Linked DNA regions of Homo sapiens: region 1 is linked to region 2. A link is a contact called in ENCODE Hi-C or POLR2A ChIA-PET data. All regions are on one chromosome and are shown on one strand. The core of a region is the stretch at or near the end of the contact, and the rest is flanking DNA. Distances in the headings are between cores, read along the strand shown.

Region 1 (6,843 bases), core at 4,336-6,835, 69 kb after region 2:
TTATTTGCAAAAGGTGAATAAAAATAGTTACTATCTCACAGTAATGTTATAAGAATTAAATGAGGGTCGGGCATGGTGGCTCATGCCTATAATCCCAGCATTTTGGGAGGCCGAGGCGGGCGGATCACAAGGTCAGGAGATCGAGACCAGCCTGGCCAACATGGTGAAACCCCATCTCTACTAAAAATACAAAAAATTAGCCAGGCATGGTGGCGGGCGCCTGTAGTCCCAGCTACTCGGGCGACTGAGGCAGGAGAATAGCTTGAACCCGGGAGGTGGAGGTTGCAGTGAGCCGAGATGGTGCCACTGCACTCCACCCTGGGCGACAGAGCAAGACTCCATCCCAAAGAAAAACAAACAAAAGAATTAAATGAGATGGTATATGTAAAGTTCTCAGCATAGTGCTTGGAACACAGAAATTCAATAAAGGATCCGTTTCTCTCTTTTTTTTTTTTTTTTTTTTGAGGCGGAGTCTTGCTCTGTTGCCCAGGCTGGAGTGCAGTGGCGCGATCTCGGCTCACTGCAACCTCCACCTCCCGGGTTCAAGCAATTCTCCTGCCTCAGCCTCCTGAGTAGCTGGGACTACAGGCGCCCGCCACCACGCCCAGCTAATTTTTTTGTATTTTTAGTAGAGACGGGGTTTCACCGTGTTAGCCAGGATGGTCTCGATCTCCTGACCTCGTGATCCGCCCACCTCGGCCTCCCAAAGTGCTGGGATTACAGGTGTGAGCCACCGCACCCGGCCTCCCTTTCTCTTATCTACTGGATCAATGTTATCTAAATGCATGTGTCCAGAAAGGGAAACAGAACTTACTGTTTCAGGCTTGTTGTAAAGAGATGGTAGATATTATCTAGCTAGAACTCCTACACTTAGTAAAACACTATTTGGTTCACTGAAGCAACACTTAAAGGAAATTTGGTTATCATATAGAGGGTAATTTTTTAAATTAGGAAAAAAAAAACACTTCCCTTATAAAATGACTAAAAAATAGCATCTTTTGCATAAAGAGAGAAACAATCCTAAGGTATTTAAGTTTGCCAGCTGTATATCCATTTCAGGACCAACTGTATATACTGAAGACAGTGAAAATAGAAGTCTATGCACCTGGTTGCCTCAATGAAAATTTAACCAATGAGATCAATGAAGAGACCAACTTAGCAAGGAATCATGGTCTAATATAAAGGAAATGCAAAATACGGAAGGGTTCTTGAAATGTTACTGCGATTTCCTACTAAGCAAACATTTCAGCTCCTGTGGAACTCTAAGAGAAAAGGTCCTGATGGTTTAACTCTTTACAACAAGTTTATAACCAAACCTATATTGATGATAACCAAAAAAAATAGGGCTCATTGTCCTTCGTAATTCCCATTTACAAATGACTCACATCCCACATACTTCAGGAAGAAAATCCCTTTGTGACTTGGAACTTCAAAGATGATGCTAACCACACATTGTTCCATTCTTGATTGATGGATTTATTAAAGAAAAAAGTATAAAAGGGCTCTACTTTTCAACTTAAAGTCAATGTTAAAACCACCTCTCCTCTCTTTTTCTTCAAAAAGCCCAGGGCTTCACGAAAAGTAACTTCACTCTTTCTTGCCATAATGAAGCTAACACCATTCTGGACTTGGCTGACTTATAAAATAGTTGTTTCCTGGCTTCTTGTGAGCTAAAGAAAGAAACAAAAGGGTACATTATCCAGGGCTCAGCTTGTTGAGTTCATTAAGAGTTTAAGAATATCTAGATTAACATCTTAATTAAATTAAGAACATCTATGTGATATTGTGAAATACATATTTAGTCTCTGTCCTCTCTCCTGGCACACAGCTCCTAAATTCCTTGGAATCTCCAAAGTGGTAAGGGTCTTTCTGTATGCTAATGAGTTGACTGGTGGCTGGCAGCCCCTAGGTTGCTTCAGGATGAGGGCTGGTCACCAGAAAAACCAAGGCAAGATTAAAGAACTGGGGCTTTTAGTCCTACCCCTACCTCCACCCCCTACCCACCTCCTCAGAGGAGAGAGGGGCTGAAGGTTAAGCTGATCACCAATGGCCAATTATTTAATCAATCATGCTACTTAATGAAGTTTCCATAAAAATCCAAAAAGGACTGAGTTCGAGGACCTTCTGGATAGCTGAACAAGTGGAGGTTCCTGGAAGGTGGTGTGTCCACAGAGGGCACAGAAGCTCCACACCCCTTCCCACAAGCCCTGCCCTATGCATCTTCTTCATCTATATCCTTTGTAGTATTCTTTATAATAAACCGAGAAATGTATTTCCCTGAGTTCTATGAGCTGCTCTATCAAATTAATCAAACCCAAGGAGGGGGTCATGGGAACGCTGATTTATAGCCAGTCAGTCAGAAGCACAAGTAAAACAACCTGAAGCTTATGACTGCCATTGGAAATGGATGGCAGTCTTGTGACTGAGCCCTCAATCTATGGGATCTGATGCTATCTCTAGGCAGATAGTGTCAGAACTGAATTGAATTACAGGATACTCAACTGCTGTCTATTGAAGAATCTGCGGCAGAATCAACTGACTGATTGTTGGTGGGGAGAAATCCCCATATACTTCTTGGCGACCAGCAGTTACAGAAGTCTTCTGTGTTGATTATTGTAGTGTGAGAGCAGAGGAAAAATGGTTTATTTCTACAGAATCTAGAAAAAGGTAATATTAGCAATATGTCTTTCAAATCACTTGACCTGATTCTTTTAAAGATCTGTAAGAAGCTGAAGGCAAGATGTTTCTGTAAGTCATCAGGGATTAGAACTTCTCCCCCCTGAAGTTTATCAAATGGCTTCTGCTCTTTTGTTTTTATGTTTCTTTCTAGTATAGCTCAATGACTTAATAGGCCTTTCTGTGGCTCTGAACACCTCAACAACTTTCTTTCAAGTCTTTCCACTACTATGGGTGAGAGTGGATAACTTCTTGGAAAACAGTTGCTACACACTGTTCCCACAGTCTTTCTTCATCAAAAATCAACGGCTAGCTTATTTCCTTATATCATGGGGTGAGGACATAATTTAGTCACCATAGGGACTTGTATTCAAGTACTATCCCTTCTAGTGATACTCTTTAGTATTTAGATAAATTAAAACTTGCCTGCATCTCACTGATTAGCCCTATTGTCTTGAGAATGAAGAAGAGATGAGTCTTTCATACCAAACTTTTAAAGTGCTGCCATCATAAAGTGAAACTTGGGTTAGCTACAGGTTTCTTGGTAGAACCAATTGTTCTATCTTCCTTAAATATAACAGTCGGTATCCACAGAGGGGAAAAAATCCCCACCAAAATGCCTAAACAGAAGATTTTCAGTCTAGGCTGGTCCAATAAATAAAGCTATCAACTTTGGGGACACCAGCAGATACAATATATTCACCTAATTGCATCCACATATGTTTCACAGAAGGTCTTTTTGCTTTGGACTATTATTTTCATTTTTGACCAATTCAACATTCCAAACTTAACAGATTTATCTGTACTGTCTGTCAGAAGGCCAAAGTGATCTGGAGGGGAGAGAACCAGGGACTAATGATAAAGCTTCATCATGGTCTACTGTCTTCTGTAGAGTTCTCTATTTCCTGAGACCAAGTGTCATAAAACTGTAGCTATGGTGTCTGTTGACTATGATTACATACTCCCAGGCACAAATAATAAGCAAAGCAGATATTAGTATGTCATTGTCCTAGCTGGCTGTTGCAAGGACAATATTTTCAAAATCAAATGACACTGTCTGGACTGTGCTGCTGTGATCGTGGTGGTGATTCTGCCAATACTTATAGGCTAAGGAGAAGGTGTAAATGGACTCCACCAATTTGCTTTGCAGCAGGAAAACAGCCTGCTGGTAAGTGAATCAAATAAAAAGATTAGCTTAAAAATATGGAATACTTCTTGAATGTGTCTATCAATTTTGCACAGGGAGGGGCAATGCTCGTCTTCTGTCGTCCTCCTAATTTTAGTAGTATGTGCTGTGAAAATAGGCACTAGCCAATAATCTTCTACCAAAAATACTAGAAGGACCTTGCTTTTAGTTTAATTCCTGCCAAGACACAGGCCCTAATGGCTTCCATTACATAATTATGCATCAGTTAACACAGTGTCATAAAACATATTTTAGTTCCCAAAGTATTTAATATACAACAAGGATTAGACACTGGAAAAAGTCTGGCTCTAGATGTACTGAGTATCCTTGTTTGCCATATAAATACTTAGGTCCCTGACATTTTTGTCTAGTTATTTATCTATCCTTGCTATTATCTTTTTGTCCACATCACAACCTCAGCCTATGTCCTTGGACTGATTTCCTTTCTTAGGAGCTATTATAGTAATCTCTTATTCTTTCCTCTTATACCATATTGATATATTATTGGTATTCTTACAAATAGATATAAAGCACAGAATGTATAGTGCACTGAAATTTTATTGCACTTAAGGTGATCACTTAATGTCTATTCTTAACCTGCTCATTTCAAATGCCAAATTTATTGGTCAAAACAACTTTTTCCTGGCTCTACATAAATTAATCAGATAAATCCATAAACAGCTTCTTGCAAAAATAATACATTTTCTTCCAACTATACTCTAATGAACGTAAGATATTGTATTTTTTTAAGTGAATACACCCCAAGTCTATCTGGGATGTTACGACATTGGATGAAAGACATGATATACAGTAAAAATTTGATTTAAATAACAATGCTTTTTCCATGATAAAGACCAAACAATAACTTTATATCCTGATGTAATTGGTTGCCATCTGCCCCATTTTCTGGCAATAACAAAATATCCTAGTATTATGTTAGTAATAATGAAAATGTCCATTGCAAGCAATTATTGACTAATAGTGATTTATCATCCTTCAGTATTTGATCTCTGGCAAAAGGGCTATTTCACAACAGGAAAGCTTGAAGTAATAACTTTGGCAAGCAAAGAAACTCAGATCTCCCAGAAGTGCAATCAGAGAGAGGGTAGCTTAATTTCAGCACAAGTGTCACCTAGCTAAGATGTGAAGACAAGTTCTATGAATGAAAGCAACAACAATGTGAAGTCATGTAAGCACAGATTTCTAAAAAATCCATCTTTTCGATAATACAATACAGCCAAAATACTTCAATGGTGGGAGAGAAATATTAGTAAGTGGTCTTTATTTTCCCTTTCAAGCATTTACTATTTATTTATACTTATGTACAGTTCAATGTACCAAGTATCTTGGAAATTATAATTACTATACCTTAAAAAGCAAGCAATGAGAATGACAAACTGAAATGGGTATAACTGTGTAAAAGCAGCAACATACATGATCAGTGAGTAGAATATTACCCTTTTTTTTTGAGACAGGGTCTCTCTCAGTTATCCAGGCTGGAGTACAGTGCTACGAACACGGCTCACTACAGCCCCAACCCCAGGCTCAAGCAATTCTCCTGCCTCAGCTTCACGAGTAGCTAGGAACTAGGACTACCTGTGTGTGCTACCATGCCCAGCTAAATTTTTTTTAATGCAGAGATGGGGTCTCGCCATGTTGCCCAGGCTGATCTTGAACTCCTGGGCTCTGGTGATCTTTCTGCCTCTGACTTTCAAAGTGCTGGGATTAGAGGCATGAGTCATAGCACCCAGCCAATACTGCCACTCTTATTCACTGATGCTCTGTATGACATTAGTTAACCACCCAAGGCATGCAGTTAAACAATAAATTACTTACAATGATTTAATACATTAAAATGCTTCTTTATAAAGCTTATCAACTGACAAAAACTTTTAAACTGGCTATTTAACATAAGTCATTAAAAGCTGTCAATTATTCCAAACAACTGCTTCACATGTTATGATTCATGAGCTAACTTCTGCTGACATTAAAATAAAGGCACAGAGGAAGACGTAAGAAAGTTTGAAAAAGGGAACTTTAAGATCTAAAACTTTAAGCCGTCACTAGGGAGTAAAGAGGTAATTCAGGAAAGGGAACGACTGAAGAGATTAAAGTGAAGAGAAATGGGAAAGTTTTTAGGTTGGACAGAGATACCGTAAAGGACAACTCTTTTGTGTATGTGCCCAATAATTATAATTACAGAGATAAATATGTGATGGAGTATCCTGACATGGTAAAAATTCAGAGTGAGAGCATCTAGTACTATGGTATATAAAGAAGACATTCAAACCTCTATTTCTTAAATTACAAGACTTTAAAGGTTAAAATAAAACTAGAATATAATCTTTGAACTTCACCTAGCTGATACTCTTTTGATAGGTGCTTTATGGTGTATGTGACTATGATTTAGTAGACTTATACTAATTTTGAGGAACATAAGGAAAAAAGGCAGAGAAAATATGTTTAATTATCTCCACTGTCAATATTGGAAGTTAGAAATTTAACTTCTGACATAAACCCCTCAAAATAATGAAGTATTAAAAAAATAAAATTATGGGTCCTATTTCTATTGCATAATTCACAGAATTAAAACAATTAGTTAATTTGTTTAAAAAATCTACTTTCCCATCTAGAATCAGCTAATTAAGATGTGCTTGGTTTCTTTGTTACAACTGGGTTTATAATACTAGTGTTCTTACCCATCACTAGTCTACTCACAATAGTATCATTAGCACTAAGATCTAAATAACAGTGCCGTATTTATGACTGCACTTTAGTTTCCACAAAAGCAAAATTCTGAGAACAGCATGAGTCATTATCCCTAGGGTAAAAAAAAAATAATGTTTCTTTGGTCAGAATATGAAACTTATTGCTGATACCAGTAATTTAGTCTAGAAATTCCTTTTCTGAATAAAAGGAACAGAATGTTTCTTTTCTCTATTCACACACTCCAAAACTAACAGAACTGTCCATCTGTCTGC
Region 2 (7,617 bases), core at 3,397-5,896:
ATGTGTTTAAGTGTGGGTTCCTCTTTATTTTATTCCATGGGCTTCTGGAGTCTGGGAACTGGGTCTTCAATCAGTTCTAGAATTTGACTATCTTTTTAAAATATTGCTTCTGACTTATGTCTCTTTTCTTCTGGAATTCTGAATAGATATTATGTTACACTATTTAATCTATCTTTCATGTCTCTGAACCTCTCTTTAATACTTTCCATTTAAAAATCTCTCTGTATTATACTCTGGCTATTTTTGCAGATCCAGCTCTGTGTTCACTAATTATCTTCTCAGATGTATCTAATTGAGTGTTATGTCTGTTCATTAAATTTTTACTTTCAATTATTTTATTTTTGATTTCTATAAATTCTTTTTTAAATATTAGCTCTACATTTTAGAATTCCTTGATTTCTGACATTTTGGATCCTTCCTTTATTTCTTTAAATATGTTACAGATGTGTATTTTATATTCTATGCAAATATCTGAAATTTTTCGTGGATCTCATTTTGTGGTCTATTTTTTTTGCACTCAAACGCCTTGATTTCCTGTGTGTTTTATGACTTTTATTTTATTTTTTATTATGTATTTATTTATTCATTTTTTTTTGAGATAGAGTCTTGCTCTGTTGCCCAGACTGAAGTGCAGTGGCACGATCTCAGCTCACTGCAACATCCACCTTCTGGGTTCAAGTGATTGTCCCACCTCAGCCTCCCGAGTAGCTGGGATTACAGGTGCCTGCCACTACACCTGGCTAATTTTTGTATTTTTAATAGAGACAGGGCTTAGCCATGTTGGCCGGGCTCGTCTCAAACTCCTGACCTCAGGTGATCCACCTGCCTTAGCCTCTGAAAGTGCTGGGATTATAGCCATGAACTACCTCGCCTGGCTGTTGTGTGTTTTATGACTTCTAAATGAGTGCATATACTCCTTGGACATTTATATACGTCTTCTTTTTTTATTTTATTTTATTTGAGACGAGTCTTGCTCTGTCGCTAGGCTGGAGTGCAGTGGCGCAATCTTGGCTCACTGCAACCTCCGACTCCTTGTTCAAAGGATTCTCCTGCCGCAGCAGCTAGAATTACAGGCACGTGCCACCACGCCCAGCTAATTTTTTGTGTTTTTAGTAGAGATAGGGTTTCTCACCATGTAGGCCAGGATGGTCTCGATCTCCTGACTTCATGATTCGCCCACCTCGACCTCCAAAAGTGCTGGGATTACAGGCGTGAGCCATTGCGCCTGGCCTATAGAATTCTTTTAAGGCCTAAGTTAAATGTGTGTGCCTACAGAGAACATACGTATTTAAATTTGCCAGGTTGCAGAGGGCACTACCTACTTAAACAACATTACACGAAATTCTTAGCTTGAGATTTTTGTATTACCCAGGTAGTATGAATTCAGGCTGTAAACTCCCTTGAGGATCCCCTTGAGGATTATCTAAAATTTCAGGGGAGATTGTAGTTTTCCTCTTTTAGTCAGTGTTAAGGTTTGAGAAAGGCATTTTCCTTGCCATTTCCTATGGAGTGGTACGGTGTGGGTGAAGGGAGAGGGGCTATTTCCAGTTCAACCTGACACTGACTTTTAAGTCCTTTGGGGTCCCAGCTCTAGTTGGATGGTATATTAAACTACATACCTCGGATAGACCCTGGACATTGTCTCCTGTCCCTGTGACCCTATAAACTGTGAAACAAAAGCTCAAGTTCACCAAGTTCCGCAAATGCCCTCAAGTTAAAACTTGACTTCTGTCCACCTTCCTTTCTGGGTTCCTACTTTCACATAGTTTTTGTCTTTTGAGTATTTCCAATTCTTTTTAAGCTTTGGCCAGAAGTTTTAGTTGTCTGTAGTTAGAGTGGGTGTCTAGTGTACCATACCACTGAAACAGAAGCCTGTTACTTTTACAATAATAAAAACATATCTATGTGGGCTTTTTAAAAAAATTTTTAAATTTATTTATTTACTTTTTTTTTTGAGATGGAGTCTCACTCTGTCGCCCAGGCTGGAGTGCAGTGGCATGATCTTGGCTCACTGCAACCTCTGCCACCCGGGTTCAAGCGATTTTCCTGCCTCAGCCTCCTGAGAAGCTGTGATTACAGGCGCATGCCACCGTGCCTGGCTAAATTTTGTATTTTTAGGAGAGACAGGGTTTCACCATGTTGGTCAGGCTGGTCTCAAACTCCTGAGCTCAGGTGATCTGCCCACCTTGGCCTCCCAAAGTGCTGGGATTACAAGCATGAGCCACTGCACCTGGCCAAACCTATCTATGTTTTAGTTTTTTATGATTATTTTATATTATCCCTTCCCCACACATGAAATAACTTCTTTCCAAGTGACTTATGAAGTTGTCAACTTTTCATAAAGCCTTGGAACAAAGTGGGCAGAAAAATTATAAATAAAAAGTCTTGTCTAGGACAGTACAGGTCTGTCTTATTCCTAAATTAGATCAGAATCGGGTTATGCCGGTTTTTTATAACATACCATTATAATTGGGTATGTTAAAGAATGTATTAGAGATGCATTAGAAGAGCGACCTCATTATAAGCCTCTTCACCCATGGATTCCAAGGATATCTTACAATAAACCTCTGGGATACCTTACGCTACAGAGCAACTAAAGTCCAGCTTTAGAGCACAAGGGAAAATGCAGGATATTGGGTCCTGGAAACTACAAAAACCATCAAACTCTACTTTAGGGCTAAAACTTTCTTTTAATCAATCTGTCATATTTATTGATAAATTAGAAAATGTGGCTGGGTGCAGTGGCTCACACCTGTAATCCTAGCAGTTTGGGAGGCCGAGGTGGGTGGATCACGAGGTCAGGAGATGGAGACCATTCTGGCTAACACAGTGAAACCCCGTCTCTACTAAAAATACAAAAATTAGCCGGGCGTGGTGGTGGGCGCCTGTAGTCCCAGCTACTCAGGAGGCGGAGGCAGGAGAATGGCTTGAACCCGGGAGACGGAGGTTGCAGTGAGCCGAGATTGCCCCACTGCACTCCAGCCTGGGTGACAGAGGGAGACTCCATCTCAAAAAAAAAAAAAAAAAAGTACAGGTTCAAATTTCATTAAATTTTTTTTCCATGCCCCTTCTCTGGTGGTAGGATGATAGGGGATGAGTAAAATATCAAAGACAACTAAAAATTCCTAAACTAGATCCTCGGGTCCCAAAGAAGTGTTAACCATGGAGTGCCCCACCTTCTGAGGTTGGTGCTTCCTGGCACAGGCTCTTGGAACATTCTGGATTGTCTGACATTCCTTTTACTCGCTTTAGAACCTAAAGATGTTGCTGGGGGAAAAGGGAGCTAGGGAGAGGGAAGGGGAAGGATGTGGGATAAGGCATAAACTATGCTTGTGGGAAAAAAACAACCAGTAATTTCCTTGATGGGGTTTTTGCTTGACTTTAAAATGCAGTAAGCTTTTAGGAAGCTTGATGGAGCCTGTGTTTCTACCATTAGTGCTGCATTTGTTTGGCTTAAGATTTCATTAAGCTTCTTAAAATGGAGATACTTCTGGAACTCAAATGGCTACTGAGCAGGGAATGGCAAATCAGTGACACTGTAGGAAGTGGAGGGATTTTGGCAAACTAGAGAACACACCTTCCACAGGGGCAGCCACTGCTCTGCTGGGCCCGCTGTTCATCTGCAGGGACGTGCATCTTGGGATTATTTCCAAAGTCAGAACTCAGCATTTTTATGAGAAATGTCATGATTTTTAAGGTCTTAACAAGTTATCCCACATTAAAAAAATAATAATAAACCAGGCCGGGTGCAGTGGCTCACGCCTGTAATCCCAACATTTTGGGAGGCTGAGGTGGGTGGATCATGAGGTCAGGCGTTCGAGACCATTATGGCCAACATGGTGAAACACTGTCTCTACTTAAAATACAAAAATTAGCTGGGCATGGTGGCCGGCGCCTGTAATCCCAGCTACTAGGGAGGCTGAGGCAGGAGAATCGCTTGAACCTGGGAGGCGGAGGAGGTTGCAGTGAACTGAGATCGTACCCAGCCTGGGCAACAGTGCGAGGTTCCGTCTCAAAAAAAACCAAAAAACACAAAAACAAAAAACGACAGAGAAGGCCAAACAAAACACATCTGTGGGCTGGATGCCGCCATGCCCACCGGTTTGCGACCTTTGTGTTGGACTCTTCTGTTCACCAGACACCCTGCCCTGCGAGAATGTATCTCATCCTTTGCTGGAGCAGGTTTGCAGGCACAGTGGAGAGAGGAGAGAAGAAATGAAGGGACACTTATGCAGAACCATGAGTGGCCAGAGAGGAGGAGAAGGAGGGTGAGAGGAGCAAAGAAGCCATGACAACTTCATAATTCTGAGTGGACTGGGCAGTGGCCAGAAATTCTGGTGGTGGATATGCTGCCTTTCCAACAGGTGAATATGAAAGAATAAGTCAAACCCTGTTCAGGACGCTGTTAATTCCAAATGTGAACTTTTTGAGTCATTCTTTCCATGTGGAATTCAAAGGAGAATGTAAACAAATTTTCAGGAGGGACGTGCAATATCCCTGAAAGATAACAAAGTTCGTAACACTTATTTACATACAACATTCTCTAGTTATTGATTAAACAGATCTCTACAGACTTGCATGAGGCAACATTTCTTAGGCTTGTTTGCTACAATATCTTTAAAAATACTTGATTACACATCACTTTAGCTTATTTAGATGGACTTTTCACCAAGCTCTGAACTGGGATTTCATTTTGTTGCATTCATCCTGCTCACGAGACACAGGTAGGCAGCAAATGAGATTATCCCTCCAGTCCCCATGGATTGGAAATGTTCCCCCTTCTTTATGAGCTCACTGCAGTATCTCCTTCTCCCTTTCCCCAAAGGACAGCCTTTCCTGCCTCAGGGAAGAAGAGAGAGACAGACTACAGTGATGGAGACCCACTAGATGTGCACAAGAGGCTGCCATCCAGTGCTGGAGAGGACCGAGCCGTGATGCTGGGGTTTGCCATGATGGGCTTCTCAGTCCTAATGTTCTTCTTGCTCGGAACAACCATTCTAAAGCCTTTTATGCTCAGGTAAGAAACAGAGGAAGGAAATCTAGAGTTTCCAATTCAGATAAGATCCAGGCACAGCGGTAAAGGAGGAGAGGCTGGCTTTGGTTTCTCAATCTGTGACTCTCTGCCATGGTCTAGAAAAAGAAAAATACAATTCCTCTTCCGCTGTCAGTGCTGGGGGCAGCTGGGTGTGGAGGAAGAGGTGGCGAGAAGGTCAAAGATATTTCCCTGCACTGCCTCCTCCCATCTCATAATCTATATATACCTCCAAACACGTAATCCACAAATTATAGTTTCTTCATTTAGGTCATAAATCCTCCCCTTAAAATGTTGGTATTCCAAGAGAGAGTTAAACCTTGTATGTGAGCACAATAAAAGTTTTTTGAGTCTGAATTTTTTGAGTTTGACAGTGTCTACCTGGCACATAGTAGTTGCTCAATACATATTAGTTTCCTTCCTTTTAATTAGGTTCTTTATTCAATATATGTAGTGATACAGTTGACCTTTGAACAACATGGGTTTGAACTTCGGGAATCCACTTATAAATGGATTTTCTTCTGTGCCTGCCACCCCTGAGACAGTAAGATCAATCCCTCCTCTTTCTCCTCCTCCTCAGCCTACTCAACATGAAGAGGACAGGGAGAGGACCTTTATGATGATCCACTTCCATTTAGTAAATAGTAAACATGTTTTCTCTTCCTTATGATTTTTTTTCTTCAATTTTTGTTTTAAGTTCCGGGGTACATGTACAGAATGTGCAGGTTTGTTACAAAGGTAAACGTGTGCCATGGTGGTTTGCAGCACAGATCAACCCATCACCTGGGTATTAAGCCCAGCATGCATTAGCTATTCTTCCTGATGCTCTCCCTCCCCCTACTCCACTGAGAGGCCCCAGTGTGTGTTGCTCCCCTCTAGGTGTCCATGTGTTCTCATCATTCAGCTCCCACTTTTAAGTGAGAACATTCAGTGTTTGGTTCTCTGTTTCTGCATTAGTTTGCTGAGGATAATGGCTTCCAGCTTCATTTCATCTATGTCCCCGCAAATGACATGATCTTGTTCTTCCTTATGATTTTCTTTCCTTTTCTTTTTTCTGAGACGGAGTCTTGCTCTGTCGCCAGGCTGGAGTGCAGTGGCACGATCTTGGCTCACTGCAACCTCTGCCTCCCGAATTCAAGCAGTTCTCCTGCCTCAGCCTCCTGAGTAGCTGGGATTACAGGCGCCTGCCACCATGCCCACTAATTTTTGTATTTTTAGTAGAGATGGGGTTTCACCATGTTGGCCAGGCTGGTCTTGAACTCCTGACCTTTGAACTCCTGACCCTGTGATCTGCCCGCCTTGGCCTCCCAAAGTGCTGGGATTACAGGCGTGAGCCACCATGCCTGGCCATGATTTTCTTAATAACATTTTCTTTTCTCTAGCTTATTTATTTATTTTTTTAAGAGAAGGGGTTGGGCCAGGCGCGGTGGCTCACGCCTGTAATCCCAGCACTTTGGGAGGCCGAGATGGGTGGATCACGAGGTCAGGAGATCGAGACCATCCTGGCTAACATGCTGAAACCCCGTCTCTACTAAAAATACAAAAAAATTAGCTGGGCACGGTGGCGGGCACCTGTAGTCCCAGCTACTCAGGAGGCTGAGGCAGGAGAATGGTGTGAACCCAGGAGGTGGAGCTTGCAGTGAGCCGAGATTGCGCCATTGCACTCCAGCCTGGGTGACTGAGCGAGACTCTGTCTCAAAAAAAAAAAAAAAAAAAAAAAGAGACGGGGTCTTGCTCTGTGACACTGGAGTGCAGTGGTGTGATCACAGCTCATTGCAGTCTTGAACTCCTGGGCTCAAGCAGTCCTCCCACCTCAGCTTCCTGAGTCAGTGGGATTACAGGCATAAGCTACTGTGCCTGGCTATTCTAGCTTATTTTATTGTAAGAATTCAGTATATAATACATATAAACATACAAAATATGTCTTAATCAACTGTTTATTGGTAAGGCTTCCAGTCAACAGTAGGCTATTAGTAGTTAAGTTTTTTTTTTTTTTTTTTGAAGCAGGGTGTCACTCTGTCACCCAGGCTGAAGTGCAGTGGTTCAATCATGGCTCACTGCAGCTTCGACCTCCTGGGCTCAGGCGATCCTCCTGCCTCAGCCTCCCAAGTAGCTGGGACCACAGGTGTGTGCCACCATACTTGGCTAATTTTTAAATTGTTGGTAGAGATGGGATCCCCCTATGTTGCCCAGGCTGGTCGTGAACTCCTAAGCTCAAGTCATCCTTCTACCTTGGTCTCCCAAAGTGCTGGGATTACAGGCATGAGCCACCATGCCTGACCAGTAGTTAAATTTTTGAGGAGTCAAAAGTTATATGCAAATTTTCGACTGCAGGTTTGGGGGTGTGGTGTTGGCATCCCTAACCCCTGAATTGTTCAAGGGTCAACTTTAGTTGCTACTTATTAAGTATATGCTGTATGCTCAATACATACTATATTTTATCCTACTTAAACCTACAGCAGCCCATGATGGAAGTGTTATTTTAGTTTTCATTTTATAAATGAGAAAGCTGAGGCTCAGAAAGGCCAAGTAACTTGCCCAAGTTCACATAGCCGGTAAATAATATGCCTGTCATTCTGACGTAA

The links. A loop is a pair of places that touch in the nucleus more often than their neighbours do. ChIA-PET counts read pairs that join two places held with the same protein, here RNA polymerase II (POLR2A). Pooled maps may share reads with other maps.
Region 1: a map of endothelial cell of hepatic sinusoid shows a loop between it and region 2 (4-fold over the local background). The contact joins the enhancer-like site here to the promoter of KCNMB3 in region 2. A Hi-C loop is called at or near these places in 1 of 168 maps with a recorded cell type or tissue (endothelial cell of hepatic sinusoid), 5 of 37 single-sample maps with no recorded cell type and 9 of 50 pooled maps. POLR2A ChIA-PET finds 5 or more read pairs at or near these places in 5 of 52 experiments (CD4-positive, alpha-beta T cell, WTC11, activated B cell and 2 more).

The regions. Positions count from the first base shown.
Region 1 is chr3:179,181,158-179,188,000 of GRCh38, reverse strand. All of the region lies in intron 1 of PIK3CA (phosphatidylinositol-4,5-bisphosphate 3-kinase catalytic subunit alpha), which reads right to left. Among named protein-coding and RNA genes, the nearest start is that of PIK3CA, 36 kb to the right of the region's middle. RefSeq lists a silencer at 395-619. Within about 2 kb of position 5,585, at least 5 of the 41 ENCODE cell types and tissues checked have a DNase peak (open chromatin) inside an H3K27ac peak, as active enhancers do.
Region 2 is chr3:179,248,143-179,255,759 of GRCh38, reverse strand. It overlaps KCNMB3 (potassium calcium-activated channel subfamily M regulatory beta subunit 3), which reads left to right and starts at 4,646. Exons shown (of 3, transcript NM_171830.2): 1 at 4,646-5,017. The coding sequence starts at 4,770.